Linked DNA regions of Homo sapiens: region 2 is linked to region 1. Evidence: chromatin contacts called from ENCODE Hi-C data. All regions are on one chromosome and are shown on one strand. The core of a region is the stretch at or near the end of the contact, and the rest is flanking DNA. Distances in the headings are between cores, read along the strand shown. Region 1 holds the start of LINC01879 (long intergenic non-protein coding RNA 1879). Region 2 has its middle 57 kb from the start of LINC01893.

What was found. A loop is a pair of places that touch in the nucleus more often than their neighbours do. Pooled maps may share reads with other maps.
Region 2: a loop to region 1 is called in a pooled map, with 1.9 times the contacts of the local background. The contact joins the enhancer-like site here to the promoter of LINC01879 in region 1. A Hi-C loop is called at or near these places in 1 of 50 pooled maps.

Annotation. Positions count from the first base shown.
Region 1 is chr18:76,688,207-76,693,334 of GRCh38, forward strand. LINC01879 (long intergenic non-protein coding RNA 1879) reads left to right here and starts at 1,823. Exons shown (of 2, transcript NR_122073.1): 1 at 1,823-3,767; 2 at 5,038-5,128. RefSeq lists an enhancer at 1-206.
Region 2 is chr18:76,263,556-76,268,870 of GRCh38, forward strand. No RefSeq gene overlaps it. Among named protein-coding and RNA genes, the nearest start is that of LINC01893, 57 kb to the left of the region's middle. RefSeq lists an enhancer at 2,455-2,954. Within about 2 kb of position 2,541, at least 14 of the 41 ENCODE cell types and tissues checked have a DNase peak (open chromatin) inside an H3K27ac peak, as active enhancers do.

The DNA.
Region 1 (5,128 bases), core at 573-3,072:
GCACTCTAGCCTGGGCAACAGAGCAAGACCCTGTCTCAAAAAAAAGCAGCCCAGCAGGTGACAGGGTGAGCATGGTGGGATTTATCATGAGCAGTACCCTGACCTGTCCGAGGGCACAGCATACCATTATCTAAATGACCAAGGTCCGGAAACTCTTTCGTTCCTGACTTTTCAGTGGTTAGAAGGTGCCAGAGACCAGCTACCTAAGAAGGGAACTGGCCAATTCCCAGGAGGAAAATACTGCCTGCCACTGCACTCAATTGGGGCAGCCATGGCTGAACAAAGCAGGAAGGAGCTGATGGGCGTGAAAAAGGACTGGACTGGAAGTGAGGACCCCAGCTGTCCAGCACATTTCTCAGGGAAGACTCACATGGCACAGCCCAATGCTGGTGTTCTTGTCAAGTGAAGAGTGGGAGTGTCCCGCAGCCCCGGGAGAATAATCTACTTGAGTCCCTGTTTTAAGGGGCATTACTGAGGGGATTCTGCTCCCTGAGCTCCTAGAGGTCTGAGAGCAAAACCATGCAGTGTTGTGTTTGCATTCACAGAGAGCAGGGAATAGAAATGTCTGTCTGCCTTCCCCTCACCCCAAAACCAGAATGCCATCCTCCTAGTGTGTCTGCTGCACTCATGGCAGCAGGAGGAGCAGAAGCAGCCGGGGGTGCTGCTGAGCCCCCACTCCTCCCCACCTCCCCGCACCCGTCCACCTGCAGCAGGGATGGCATGGAAAACCCGACATTTCATAAAGATTCAGCAAGGTCCTGTCAAAGCCCAGGGGAAGCCATATTCAGGGAGGGGGTCAATGTCTGGGAGGAATACAATTCCCAAAAGAGACTGAGAGTGAAGCCTGTGGGTCGGAGGGTGAATGAGAGAGGCTGGCGTATTTGGGAATCAAAGGTGTCAAGGTTTCTTGAGGCTCCTGTCCCTGTCTGTCTGCTTCCTTTCTCTCCGTTCCACCTCTTAGCCCCTGTGAGCAGAGACAGCTGGGGCCCCAGGCTGGTATGATGAGCAAGGGTATAGTTCCCTTCCCTGGGTGCCTTGTCCATTCATGTGTGTGCGTGCACTCCGGAGCTCCTCACCACCCAACCCTCTCTCCTCGTGGTTTTCCCAGTGTGGAGATTAGCCCTCGCCACTGACACGCTGAATAATGCCTTCCTGCCCACCCTCTCCAGGTCGCCTCCTCCCCACGTGAAGCCACTCCCCAAGGGCTCATCTTTGAAAGACTTTTTAAGGTGCACGTGTCATTTTCACATTTGCTCACATTGCACAAAGACCTAGTTGAGGAAACGAAAACTGCTATGATTTATGCTAATGAGATGAATTGCATTCCAAATGTATCTCAACCAGAACACACTTCGCAGTAACACGCATGAAAAGGAAACGTGTTCTATCTAGGAATCCCTGTGTTATTTCACTGATCTGCATGTTGTACCCGAGGGCATCTAGCAATGTGCTAATACCTAATTCAGGAAATCTGGATTGAACATGGGCACCTGTGAAGAAGTGGAAACGGCAGTGGAGCTAAGACATACAGCAAAGAGAGCCTGTTTTGTTATAAACAGCTAAATCTGGAAGTCAATGTTTTGTGTTTCTTGCAGAAGTCATACTTTTATCCTGTCATTATGCAAAAGTGCTGATTCATGTTTAGTGCCACAAAATCTACCTTTAAAGTGGAATATTTTGAAAGGTTGTGTTAAAATGACTCTCAAATCTCTTCCAAAAACTAGCTGCTAAGCAGGAGTTCTCAAGGTAGAAGTTGGAATTACCCAACCACCACCCTGATGGGATGCTCTCTGAATGCAGATGGAAACGATGACTTAACTGCAGCTTCGGATGCATCAGACACAAACGCTGGATAAAGCTGCTCATTCACATAAAGCACCACCTGCTGCCGCTACCTGGAATATCCACACTGGATAACTCGAAGCTTGGTGGAAACAGAGGTTGGAAAAAGCAGAAAATAAAACAAAGGGATGGAAGATGGGTGCTCTGAATTCCATTTCCTTAGAAACCAACAAGAGCTCCTTCAGTATGTCGTGGACACCTTCAGTTGAGCACAGCTCAGGCACCGCAAGGACACTCCGCTCATGTAAGTTGGCCTTAGTAGGTTTTTCTTCCATGAGTGAATTTCTATTCAGAGCAAGTAAAACACAGCCTGTGACACTGTTTGTCCCGAATGTCAACAGCGCTCTCTGTGATCAGCCCGTTGTACGAGGTGTTGGAATACATGAACAACGCAAACGGAATATCTCGTCTCTCATTTCTGTCTTTAATCATTGGCTGCCTCCACTCCAGTTACACCTGGGCCGTGCTCTGATCTGCAGGTTTAACTCCAGGGGAAACTTCACCTGTTTGATGACAGCCGTCAAGTGAACCAGATGTTACCTCTAGTAAGAAAGGATGGGCAGGTAGAGTGTGATGTCTGGGGTGCTCCTGACTCAGGGCGGCCTCCCTGGCTCCCCTCACCCAGTTGGACCTGGGTGCCCTTGTCCTACTCTTCTATAGCATCCTTGGCTTTTCCTTCATGGTGCCCATCACACATTCCAGCGAGACACGGATTTGTGGGATTATTTGCACCGGGTGAAGTTGGCCTGTTCCACTAGTTTCCTGACTCCAGGAGCTCAGAGCTTTTGTCATTCTTTCTTCACTCTGTGCATGTAACACACAAGAGACGTTTCCTGAATGAAGGGCCCCTGATGCTGTGGCACAAATAACAAAACATTGGGAAGTAGTACGTCTTGCCAGCCCTACTGCTGGCCCTGAATGACTGGAACCAGTGCTTCAATTTTAAACATTTGATTGACAAGTTATTTTCAGCAGTTTGCCCTCAAAAGATGACCTTGTGTCGTTTACTTCTAACCTGATCTGGGCTTAGCGTATCTACTCATTCCTTAGGTCAGCCACAGCCTCATAAGCAGCTACGTTCAATCAGTCGTCACAGCCCTGGGCACAGACTTTCTCAGCAAGAGTAATTTTCTCACTTATGCTAACAATTTGACTTCTTCAAACGCGTACTCTTTTTTTTTTTTTTTTTTTTTTTTTTTGAGACGGTGTCTCATTATGTTGCCCAGGCTGGACTTGAACTCCTGGGCTCAAGCAATCCTCTGCCTCAGCTCCAGACTAGCTGGGACATAGATGCATGTCACCGTGCCCAGCTCAAAAGCGTACTTTTACCTACACTGATGATATCAAGACATGATAGAACAAAAAGCATATTTCCTGAGTGATTTTTTAAAAATTTCAACCGCCTGTACACAGACTGTAACACCAGCAGTCGTGAGGAAGTGCTTGGGACTTGCCGGTTCTCAGACTTGCCTCTTGCCAGGGAGGAGACCCCATCTAATAACAAATGTCTTTCCCTAATGAAGTCCAGAACCAGATCTTTCATGGACCTAGATTTTACCTGCAGAGATGTGGAACAGCCACAGTTGGAAAACCATGAGTGCTTGATGTTAAATGAAGGCAACACTCCTCAATTCTGAGATTGTTTATATTGTTTTGGGAATGTAATCGTTGGAGAAAACATTTCTCAGCCTGGTCACAAACCGTCCCTCCCACAACAACAACAATGGAGTATAAGAAGTACAGTTTTACAGAGTATTTTGGGGGCTTTCTTCTCATGACAAGAGTCTTTCTTATGGTACAAATAGTTGTGTCCTTTCTCACAGCATAAAATATACACATAAAATAGTAAAACGGGAGAGACAGTACTGACAGTGGATGAAGCCAGGCTGACGTGACTGAGAGGCAAGTTTCAACATCAGGAAAAAGTGAGTAACCTTATATATCTGCTTTTTATTCCAAGGAAATCACACACTGGTGATTTTGGAGAAGGGAATCTGCAGGACAACGGCGGTGGGGAGGGGCACAGAGAAGCTTGCAGAGCGGTTGCTGTTTGATCATTGGAATAATGAGGAAGCAGAGAAGCTGACAAACTTGGGACCCAATGGCTTCATGCTCTGAAACGACCATTTTTGTCGTTGGAATGTTTTCAAATGTGCTAAGACTTGTGATGAGTCTAAGTGGAAAAAATAAGTTTTTCCTTTTCCTTTTCCCAGGGTAAAAAAAGATGATACTAACACACTAAGTTGGTCTGTAGATGCCTGTTATTCACTCACCAGCCCCTGTAGACCTTATAAGCCTTGTAGAATCTTTAGTCACCAAAGACTGAAGAACAAGAAGGTGCTCACCCACAAAGATCAGGGTGCATTTCACCAGAGGGTAAAGCCATTCTCAGACATGGTCTTTTCATTACAATGTGTTCTTTTCATTCTAGCTGGTTCTTTAGCTAGAATACCAGTGAATTCCATGTCTAGGTATAGATTAGGATCTTTGTATAAATTCCAGGCTCTGGGAATTGCTGCTTGGATGTTGGCACCTAGAAGTAGGAGAATGGAAGCCACATAGTGGAAATATCCCTGTTTCCTTTTGATTCTAATGACACCCACCTGGTCTAAGTTAATTTCCATTTTAATCTATGCTAATTATTTCCGCTTAATTATAAATTCCTATTGTGTCAAGGTTGGTAAAGCCGGGTTGAGACACAGTTTATTCAAGGCTGATAGTTCAATAAAAACATCTATCCAAGTACAAATGTAGTTTCAGAAGGTAAAAAATAGTTCTTGTTTGGATTTATAAAATTTAAGGGAAAAAAAGATGTAATGTCTTTCTCCAATTGTATTAGTCCATTTTTATGCTGCTGATAAAGACATACTCGAGACTGGGCAATTTACAAAAGAAAGAGGTTTAATTGGACTCACAGTTCCATGTGGCTAGGAAGCCTCACAATCGTGGCCGAAGGCAGGCAGGAGCAAGTCACATCTTATATGGATGGCAGCAGGCAAAGAGAGCTTGTGCAGGGAAATGCCCCCTTCTAATGACCATCAGATCTCATGAGACTTACTCGCTCTCATGAGAACAGCACGGGAGAGACCTGCCTCCATGATTCAATTACCTCCCACAACACGTGGCAATTCAAGATGAGATATGGGTGTGGACACAGCAAAACCATATCACCGATCAATGTGTTCTTGTTTACAGAAACAAAGACCACACTTACTCCTCAGGAGATACATGGGTGATCTTTCAAGAGACCATCAGAAAGAGGCTGCTTGGGTCCCGTCCGAGGAGA
Region 2 (5,315 bases), core at 1,291-3,790, 420 kb before region 1:
CGCCAAGCAAGGCGAGGATGGGACCCTGGGCTTCTTCCCAGACAGGAGAACCCCAGACCCAGAGACCCAAGAACTGGGTGGGGCAAGGCAGCCTCCCATGGGCCACACCCACCCCTCCTGCCCGCACCCCACTCACCTGCCTCCCTCTCCTCCCCAGCACAGAGCCCTCTCACACTTTAAGGTCAAAGATAGTTCCAAGCTTCACATTCGTTCAGACATAAAAGCCCCAAGCCTTTGGTGGGGAGGCTGCTGTCAATGGTGCCAAATTATGCGTGTCTAGTTTTTGTGATGTGATCTACTGCCGTTCATTAGGGACTGAGCTGGGCCCATCGACTCATTTTTCTTAGGGCAGCGAGCTGGTCTGTAGGGAGTCCCAGTGCTGAGAGGCCAATCCGTCCTTTGCTCACTCAGCAACTTTGCTCTTTGATTTTTTTTTTAATGAAAAATTTTAATGCAGAATAGAGGAATCAGGTCTTGGACATAGAAGTGAATGAATCAGATCTTGCAGGAACCAAGCCCTGGAATATATTAATATATAGTGGGTGCAGTAACAACTTTGAAACATTCAAAAATCTGTCTGACAGGGCATGTCTCCTATCTTAAAGTGTCACTGCTAGGCCTTAATTACACACATAAGAATAAGGTAAGGGGGCGTGTCACACTTCGGAATTTTAGAAATTCACATTGTATGAAACACTGCACCTCCAAAAGGCTGTGCAAACCACACTAACGTGTCAGAACTTCCCTCTTTGGCAAACATACAAAAGACTCGTGCAAAGAGTAACGGAAGTTAAATGCAGCGGGCTAAAAGCAACGCTTTTCTGTTCCTAAGCGACCAGAACTGGGCCAAGGAGATTCAGAAAGCATTTAAACATCCCGGTAATGGATCAGTGAAGGAATGAAGAGGCTTGTCCTCCATTCAGCTGCTCCAGCTGCTTCAGCCCATCTTGGCAACTTCTGGTGGCAGGGAAGTAACAGGCATCAGGGCGGAGGGCAGGGTGGAGGGCAGGGCAGAGGGCAAGGCAGGCATCCTGAGAGGCGGACGTGGTGGATGCACCAGTTGGGCCTTTGAACCTCCATCTCCTGTGCCGTCCCCTCAGGAAGTCCTCTTCCTAAGGCTCTCCGTTCTAGGGAGCAAAGTCCTGTCCCAAGGTTTAGAAAGCAAAGTCTTCAAAACTGCTGCCAGTCAGGCAAGAAGAAAACCAAGGGAGTTTCCCAGAGCGCCCAGGAGGGCAGGAGATCAGATGGACGAGCACGCGTCTTGCAGAATGCTTTTCATCCCAGCACCCTGTCCACAGCATCCCCATGGAGGCCCAGGAGAAACAAAGGTGAGGACAAATATCTGCCCTGTAGTACCTGAAATGGCCATTTCACCCAAAGTCAGGGACGCTGCCTGCTGTTGTACAAAGTAAACACACACACGTTCCTGAAAATAGGGCATCAGGTGGTGACTGCGTAGACAGCGCACTCCAGCCTGCTCAAGAGCCCCTCGTCAGCTCACAACTATCTCACAGGCTCTCAGGCTCGGCCATCACCACGCCTGGGAAGAAAAAGCCTCCGTTCCCGACAGTCATCACAATCTGTTTGCAATTACCAAGAAAAGAAAGGAAAGATCCTAAAGATCCATCCTCACGGTGTTAAATGGAGCCTTTGGTTTTATATCTGTGTTGCTGATGAGCCCATATTTTTGGAGAAGCTGTAACAGGAACTATGGGGGACTTAAGTCCCCTTTTGTTTTGTGTTTTTGTTTATCGGGCATTTTCTTTTGTGAAGAAAGGTCAGAGATGGGGGACAGTATTCCCTTATTTGTTAGGAAGGCACTGAGCAGAAAGAAGTTTTGTAAGAGGTTATTTCAAAAACATTATTTAAAGAGAAAACAAGACTGCCATCCAATGCCAGAGATGGACGTCTGAGATGCTTACCAGCCTCCAGCTTCCATTTGGCATTATTTCTTACATTTTTCTACAAACTTTTTTTCTCCATGTGCAAAACAGGCCAAGTTTGGTTGTTTTGGGGCAGTGCTAGGATTGGACTCTGCACAAGTACTGCAGTCAAAGATGAGAAAATGCAAGAGATCCATCTCACTTGGCATGCTTATATGTTCTTTTAAGCAAAAAAAAAAAAAAAAAAAAAAAAAAAAAAAATTCCTGTTTACCAAATGGAGTGTCAGGAACATTGTGTAAAAGAACACTTATCTGTGAAACTTTGATCTTTCTCTGAAGCACCATTAGCAGAGACTCACAGGATGATTGCTTGGGAGCAGGGGCAGGCAGAGGGGAGGGTGGAGGCAAGGAGTTTTCCAAGGGGGAAATAATGCTTATTGTGCTACCTATGGTCATGTTTAGAACAGAAATCCTGTGAAATCCCAGGAAGCAAGCTGAAGCTGGGCCACTGGCTGGGCAATGCCACCGCCCAGGCCCCCCGCACCCACAGAAACATGGGCCAGGGCCCAGCTTCAGTCAGCCCCTCGCTAAGGCCGTCTCCAGGAAGCACAGTCCAGCAGCTCTCAGGCAGGGCGGAGGGGCAGCCCAGGCTCCAGCCTCCTCCCCGAGAAGCCGGAGAGCACCGCATGATTTGTTACTGAGATCAGGAAATCAGAGGCTTATGAAATTTCCAGTTACTTTCTGTTTCATCTACGTCTGGCAAAAACAAGCAGAAGAAGAAAGAAAAGAAAAAGGAGGGACAGAGAAAAGGAGGAAGGAAGGGAGGGAGAGAGGGAGGGAGGATGCAAAGAAGGAAGAAAGGAAAGAAGGAAGGAAGGAGAAGGAAGGGAGGGAGGAAGGAAGGAAAGGAAGGAAGGAGAAGAAGGGGAGGGAGGAAGGAAGAGGAAGGAGAAGGAAGGGAGGGAGGAAGGAAAGGAAGGAAGGAAGAGGAAGGAGAAGGAAGGGAGGGAGGAAGAAAGGAAAGGAAGGAAGGAGAAGGGAAGGGAAGGGGGAGGGAGGAAACACTCTCATATGATTGGTATTTCCATATCCAGCTTAATTCTTTTTAAGGAAGGGAGGGAGGAAGGGAAGGGAAGGGAACACGCTCATATGATTAGGATTTTCGTGTCCAGCTTAATTCTTTAATTTTTACCTGTAAAGGAACAAACAAAACCTGTATGTAGAAAAGAAATCTTAGTTTTTACTATATATGTTCAAACTGGAAATGTTCAAGGAAGAGCAAGGAAGAATTAGGGAACTGACAAAAGGACTTCACGGGAAAGCCTGGGGCAGGTGCCAACGATGGCGCAGCTCAGGGCAGAGAACAGCGGAGCGTCCCCGGTCAATTTTTGCTCATGTGGCAGCACAAGTGGCACTCACTGGAGGAGTAGTGTTGCCCCTGCATGTGTCTTTGGAGGATCCAGAATTCACATGAGTCTGAGTTCTTCAAATGTTGCTGATGGCATTGCGTGGTAAGAGAAGCCTAATGATTGTAGAAATGCTTCCATTGCACAAAGGCTTCCATTAGGCCCTGGCTCATCAGCCTACCTCACTGAGCACCCACACTTCTCTTCAAACCTCCTGGACAGGAGCCGAGTTTCCGAATGAATTCTGTGTCCCTTTTGGAAGTGTTTCCCATGCACCTTCTATAGGTCAAAGAGGGTTAGCCACCAAGAGCTGTAGAAGCCTAGGGCATAGTCTCTGTCCATAAACAAAACAAAAGAATGTTCTTGATAGAGGCCAAAGAGCCCTCAAGAACCATTAGTGGAAGCAATAATTCTATATAATAAATTACCAAAAACGTGACACATGCAATTAAAAACGGAAGCCAATGGATGCCAGTAGGAAGTACTGGCCAGGATGGTGAAGTCAATGAGAGCAACTGTGAGGGGCAAAGGCATCAGAGAGGTCTTCAGAGGGCAAGTGACTTGGATGATCAAACATTACAGATCTGATGTGGGGCCAGGGCCCTGGGTGCTCAGTGAACACTGTCTGTCACACTCCCAACAAAAGGTGTGGAGTGCCACAAGTCAAGGAAACCAAAGGGCCCATGAAAAAGTAAATGTAAAGCCGGGCACAGTGGCTCCCGCCTGTAAACCCAACACTTTGCAAGGCCAAGGTAGGCGGATCACTTGTGGCCAAGGTAGGAGGATCACTTGTGGTCAAGCCTGGCCAACATGGTGAAACCGTCTCTACTAAAAATACAAAACTTAACCGGGCATGGTGGCACACACCTGTAATCCCAGCTACTCAGGAGGCTGAGGCACAAGAATCACTTGAACCCAGGAGGCAAAGGTTGCAGTGAGCTGAGATCGCACCATTGCACTCCAGCCTAAGCAACAGAATCAGACCCTGGCTCCCTGGCTCAAAAAAAAAAAAGAAGAAGTAAATATAGAAAGCTACCTGGGCAGTGAAGTGGCTTGACACCCCTTACCTATTAGGGGATACTGGGGATGCAGATAAATTTCTCTGAGTTTCTGTTGCTTTGACTGCAAAATGGGAATTCCAGCATCTTCCCCCTGACCGCAAAGGATGCTATTAAAGGTACAAAATAAACAGAAAGCAACGAGGATTTATCATTTTAGTTGGAATCTCGTTTCAGCGCTACTAAAAGTAAGGTTCTTTCATGTACCTGAGTTAATCCAAAGAACCCAGCATGGTTAGTATTTTCAGCAGAAGCCACAGAGAAGTAAATACGTTGCCTCAAATCTCCCAGCTGTAATGAATCAAGGACTAAAATTTTGTCTTCTATATTCTTTTTACAACATTATTTTATAAAAGATTCTAAGTTAGACTTTCACAAGAGTTTAAACAATTCAATGTTCTAAGTTGTTGCTTTCTATTACAATTTAGTAAGAATCAACTCAAAAGCAATGTGTATGCCATGTAGCTAATACACTTCCCTCCGTTTCATCTTTGCTGCAAGACAGAGGGTGGCAATGCTAGGCTTGTATGACAAATGATGAAAGTAAGGTTTAGCAATTTTTTTTTTTTTTTTGAGACGGAGTTTCACTCTGTCTCCCAGGCTGGAGTGCAGTGGCACAATCTCGGCTCACGGCAACCTCCACCTCCCAGGTTCAAGCCATTCTCCTGCCTCAGCCTCCTGAGTAGCTGGGATTACAGATGCAAGGCACCACGCCTGGCTAATTTTTGTATTTTTAGTAGAGATGGGGTTTTGCCATGTTGGTCTGGCTGGTCATGAACTCCTGACCTCAGGTGATCCACCCACCTCAGCCTCCCAAAGTGCTGGGATTACAGGCATGAGCCACTGCGCCTGGCCGAGGTTCAGCATTTTTAACAAATTAGCCAAAATAGCACCTCCAGAATGTCCAGAAATGTGCCAAAATTGCAGAGCACGTCTATCTGCCTCCAGGAGCCAGTGCTCTTCCCTGT